Regions from separate parts of the Homo sapiens genome. Here region 2 is linked to region 1. Evidence: chromatin contacts called from ENCODE Hi-C or POLR2A ChIA-PET data. All regions are on one chromosome and are shown on one strand. The core of a region is the stretch at or near the end of the contact, and the rest is flanking DNA. Distances in the headings are between cores, read along the strand shown. Region 1 holds the start of LINC03062 (long intergenic non-protein coding RNA 3062). Region 2 has its middle 170 kb from the start of LINC03062.

Region 1 (2,700 bases), core at 50-2,549:
GACCTCCCCCTGCCCCTCCTTGCAGCATCCCTCTTCATTCCTCGTGGAGAAGTGTGGGCTCCATAGAATGAACTGGCAAGTGTGCACTGTGTGGATGGCTCTGAGCAGCTGCCACCACCTGGGGTAGCATGGGCAAGGCAGACGACACAGAGTCTCCAGCCAGACCCCTATTACCAGCTGCCTGGCCTGGGACTAGCTATGTCACGTCTCCCTGCCTCAGTTTCTTCATCTGCACAGCGAGGATAATAACAGTGCTTACCTCTTAGGATTACCATGAGGCTCAAAGAAGGAAATGCAGAGAAAGTGCTTAGGACAGTGCTGGCCTTGTAGGAAAGACTCACAAATATTCATTGTTTCGTTGATGAGAGCAAGAAGTGCGCTTGTTACATATTCACCCAATAGTGTGGGGTGGAGGAATGAGGTACAGGTGGATACCCTCTTGGAGGACCTGCTAGCGTCTTACTTCCTCTGTACATGGATGGCAACACAGAGGCAGAAGTCTCAAGTTAACTTCTTTTTCGTTTCAAAGCATCTCATGACATTTAATACCCCTGCACTCATACTCGCCCGGAAGTGTGAGCTTGGTTCATCACTAATGGATATTTTCAGCCCTGCTGAGGAATCTGGGCCTGCTCCTTGCCTCCCTCACCTTCCTCTGCAGCCCATGTGAATTAGCCTGCTTGCCTGCTCAGGGACTGGTCCCCGCAGTGTGGCTCCTGGGGCCCCAGCTTCACTCCTTCAAGGGCCAGGATGTTGAAGAAGGGGGAAAGGGACCCCTACACTAGCCTGCCTTGTGTGGCCCAAAGACCCTTGCCAAGATCAGGTGGGGGTCAAAGTGCAGGAAAAGAAGGATGTCGATTTCAGAAGAAACTGTTGTGGGAATGGCAGGATGGCTCCAGCGTCAGCGTGCCTTCCTGCAGCTACCCCGGGGCCGCACGCCAGCAGCTCTTGGCAGCAGTCACACGGCTCTCGCATCCAACCTCTGCCACAGGGGAGCAGGCCTCACTTCCCCCAGCTTTGCTTCTCTGCCCTGCAGGGCTCCTTTCCTGTCCCAGGGAGCTCTACTTTCCAAGCAGTTCCATGGCCAACAGCTGGAGTCTTATTTTAGGGACGAGCTGGCAGCCCAGCATTTGTACTGAATGTTCCGGGTCGGCCTGGCCCGCGCCTGGTGCACCAGTGGGAACCCCATAAGTCTGGGCTTGGGGGAGTGAATTACTTCTGAGGTTTGCTGACATTCTGTTTGGCTGCCTGAAATGCTTTCTCTTCATTCAAAGAGCAGCTGCTGGTCTCCGCCCCTCTGTCTTTCCTTTCTCCTCCCGGTGGCTTCCCTGTTCCTGTCCCTGGCTTTCCTGGCTTTTTGGATCCCCATCCTGGCTCTGGGGGGAAGGAGGATGGGTCTGGAGCACCTGTGAGACCCGAGCCTGGGCCCACCACAGCAGAGGATGCAGCCTCCCAACCCCAAGAGTCCCAGATTGGAGTCCCTGAGAGAAGCTGGGGTAGGTGAAGTGGGCTCTCAGTCTGGGTGTTATCTTGGGAGGAGCGTGGGTCTCTGGGACACACTGGTAAGATGTGCTCCACTTGACCCTCATCATAACCAAGGGTCTGTTGGTGGGCTTTTGCCTTTGGTGGCCCCAGGGCCCCTGCCTTCTGGCTACTGCCATCCGTGGGGGATGAGTGACGTCAAACTTCCCCTTCTCCGGGCTGTTGGCTAGAGTGGGGGCAGTGGGAAAAACACATCTATCAGGCAGTCCCACCCCTGCACAAAGGAGCAGAGACTGTGCCTCAGCCCCACATCCCTGCCTGGTGGGTACCACATCACAGACAGACACGTTCTTAGCTGGCTGTGTGCAGTCACTGCCACCTTGGGCTCCTGGGAGGCACCAAAGGCCCATTGTGGGCCCCTGAAATGACGCACCCACCACAGTCAGCTGCCATCATGCAAGGCACCGAATCTGCTGTCCTGGTGGGATGGGATCTCACTTCTGCCTTTCCTGTTCAGCCTCCCCGGGCTCCATGCGCTCTGTGGAGGCCATGGCAGGATATGTTGTGGGCAGCTGGATTTCCGGCCCTCTCTGGTAGAGTCAGAGGGGTTGCCTTTGACCAGCAGGAAAGGGATTCGAAGGCGGACGCGAGTGGGCCCTGCCCAACTCAGACTGAGGAGGAAGTTTCTGCAGCGCCGGAAGGAGAAGCAATGAATAGCCACTGTCTAGACCCTCCCCTATGACTCCATCCCCAAGGTGCTCCAGACAGGCCTGAGATTCCCCTCTTCCTTCCTAGCCACACCACCCCTGGTGTGAGCCAGGCAGGCAGCCCAGCCCTCTCCAGCCCCGGCTCCTGGTGGCAGGAGGTGCCTTCCTGGCTGTAGCAGGAAGAGTCTCCAGGTTATATGGCCGTGTCCCTGTGCCAGGACTCGGGGTAGGGGTACACTCTGTTCTGACCCCCCCAGGAAGTGAGTTCCAAAGGAGTCGGGCCTTTGGAGGAGAACTTGGTGGCTGTGCTTTTGACCTGGCATTGCAGGAGCATAAGCCCTGGTCAACTTGAGCGAAAAAGCCGGACCCACTGTCACCATCTCACAGGCTGTGTCGCATGCTCTGGCGGTGAGGGCCTGTTTCCCAGCCCTCCCTAGCAGGAGACTGCTCAGGGCAGAGCTCCTGAGATACTATGGGTTCCTTTGGGGTGGAAGAGCCTGTGGCCAGGTCA
Region 2 (2,700 bases), core at 24-2,523, 170 kb after region 1:
GTTACTAGCTGGGCAGAAGTGTAGGCGGTCTGTGGACCCTGAGTTCATGGCTGGTGTCTGAATTGAGACGCACTTGTGAAGAAGTGAGCCTTAAGCCGAGAATTGGACCTAAAGTCTGCATGGCAGTGTCAGGGTGGCATGGCATCCTTTTGGCCTCAATGTGACCATGTCTCAGTCCTGACCTGGTGCTCCTCATTGAATCAGAACCCATGGGAAGCCCAAGTGAGGAGATGTACCCTCGTGCGGGGGCTTCCTCCGGGTCAAGCATCCTTGGTCATAAAGTATACCTTCAAATGCCCTTTGTCAGGTCACTTACAGGTCTTCCAAGGTTAAAATATTTGATAGTGACACTAAATACTAACGTTAAGAGAAAACACTGTCACTGATAGACATCTATCTATAAGATCTTGATGAGTCCAGCATTCTAGGATCAGGGACCATGTGGCATTTGGCACAGAGTTTAGTGTGGCCTTGTCTGTCCCCGGGGAATTTATTTTCTTCTCTGCAAGTTTCTTCTGAACTGTGTTTATATCTGTGTTAGAACACTAGTCACAAGTAAATGCACATCCTTCTTCTCTTATGGACTGCTTTTGTGGGCAGAGGAGGGCAGGTCTTTATGTTTATACCCCTTGCAACATTTAGTGAATTGGATTTAGGAAGGGGTGGTTTGGTGAAGACTCCACAAAGAAAGCAGTAGGGCCAGAGAAAAAAAAAAGCCAGTACCACCTGGTAGAAATGGCACTGTGCAGTTCACTACCTTAATGTGTGCACAGAGTGGTGGTTCAATCCAGTTACCCCTGGATGACCTCAGCATTTCCCCAGCCCCAAGAGCATCAGTAAACCTGAAGCAAGTGAGGCTCAGGCCCTGAAAATCTCCCTCCGTGGTCTTGAGCCCTGGGTGTTTTTTTTTCTGCAACCTTCACTGGTGGGTCACTTCCTGGCAGAATAGCCATGGGGAATTCTTTGTCTCTCATTGTTGTTCAAAGTCCTTTAAAAAACAGAGTGTTTTCGCCCAACCCTGGGGTTCTGGATTCTGCTTGCCTGTATTTCTGTACCTAGTCAGCATCAGGCAGAAACTGACCATTCAGGAAGAGAGACAATCAGATGTAAATGTGTTTTCTGCTACTGCCTCTAGGGGAACGTTCTTAAATATTCTCAGCCAGATGACCTTCCCTCCCCTGCTGTTTATTGTTTTTCACTATCAAATGTTCCCCCAGCTGTGGCAGCTGGAGTTCAAAGCTGTCCACTTGCAACAGAGTGTCCTTGGTGGGTTTTCTGCAGTTGATTAATGCCTGACAGCATGTGGGTTCCTCCAGGCAGTGGCCCTCTGTTGGATTCTTCAAGGCAAATAAGAATCTGCCGGAAAGAAGGCATAAATCCTCCCTTGCACTGTGCTGTCAGCCGTTGAGTCTCGCAGGTTTGCTTCTGTAGAACCAGGAGAGTCAGGTCATTTGAGTGTTTGTGTGCCCAGGGTTATGCCTCTGTGATCCACCAACTGCGTCTCCAGTGCGGCCTGCACCATACAAGACAAAGACCTGGAGATGAGCCGTCCGGCTCCAGCCCCTGCCACTTCATTAAAGACTGTCAACAGCCTTGATCTATCTGTCTGTGTTACCTGATCCCGCACGCTGATGCGCGGTAAAGGACTCCCGTGCTGGAGACCATAGTGTAGGCTGTCAGAATGGAATTTTGAAATTGTGGCCAGACACAGCTCACTAAAAACTGTAATTAGTGGGTAGACAGAAAAGCCTCATCACCCAGGGCCTGGTTTTTTTGGATTGGTTGGGCCATGCCCATCACGCAGGGAACATTGCAGAGGCATGACTGGGGGCTTAGATCACGGCAGCCCACTTACCCCATACCCCATACCCAGTACATGCCCCACTGAGACGGCGACCATTAGAATGTCTGGAGAAACACGGAGGATGGTCATTGGGAGCAGCTCAGCTCCAGGTCGAGCTCCCATTGGCTGCAGAGGTAGCTGCCTCAGGCAGGCCCTTGTGCAGTGCGGCCTCTCTCCGTGGGTGATGCGTCTTTGTGATGAGCCATTTCCACCACGCAGACCTTGAGCACAGTGAAACAATAAGCCAGCGATTACTCAGTACAGCGCTCAGAGGAATTCCAGTTTACTATCAGCAGTCATTAGCCCAATCGGTAATGATTCAGAGAAGGGGGATATTGAAGGCACTGGCTATTTTTCTTCCTTTTTTTAAATTCCGGATATTAATCTTAGAGAAGCACAAAAAAGCAATCTCAAGAGAGGTCTCAGGTGAAGCAGTCTTTACTGAATAGAATCACAGAGACTGTCTTGACATAGAATTGGGCTTTGGAGAGACATTAAGCAAGGGTGACGGACACTGCAGCTGCATAGTGTTGATTGCAGGAGATCGATTGGACAGCCGGCTCTGCTTGTCTGCCATTGTGGTAGACTGTATTTTCCAAAGATGATCATACCTATCTAAAGCCCATCCTCCACTGGGTGCGGGGTGCTGTGTTCCCTTTTTTTGGACCTAGGCAGGCCTTTGTCATTGTTTGAATCAATACAATATGGCAGAGGTGGTGGTGTGTGCCTTTTGTAACCAGATCATCAAAGTCATTAGTTTCTGCTTTGGTCTCTTGTCTCTCTCACTCTTAAGACACTTGCTCTTAAAACCCAGCTGCTATCTTCTGAGGAAGCCCAGGGCACAAGGAGAGGCCACA

What was found. A loop is a pair of places that touch in the nucleus more often than their neighbours do. ChIA-PET counts read pairs that join two places held with the same protein, here RNA polymerase II (POLR2A). Pooled maps may share reads with other maps.
Region 2: a loop to region 1 is called in a pooled map, with 1.8 times the contacts of the local background. The contact joins the enhancer-like site here to the promoter of LINC03062 in region 1. A Hi-C loop is called at or near these places in 1 of 168 maps with a recorded cell type or tissue (ovary) and 1 of 50 pooled maps. POLR2A ChIA-PET finds 5 or more read pairs at or near these places in 2 of 52 experiments (activated CD4-positive, alpha-beta T cell and activated T-cell).

Annotation. Positions count from the first base shown.
Region 1 is chr9:89,638,484-89,641,183 of GRCh38, forward strand. LINC03062 (long intergenic non-protein coding RNA 3062) reads left to right here and starts at 1,300. Exons shown (of 6, transcript NR_024280.1): 1 at 1,300-1,496. RefSeq lists an enhancer at 1,043-1,612.
Region 2 is chr9:89,807,048-89,809,747 of GRCh38, forward strand. No RefSeq gene overlaps it. Among named protein-coding and RNA genes, the nearest start is that of LINC03062, 170 kb to the left of the region's middle. Within about 2 kb of position 1,274, at least 4 of the 41 ENCODE cell types and tissues checked have a DNase peak (open chromatin) inside an H3K27ac peak, as active enhancers do.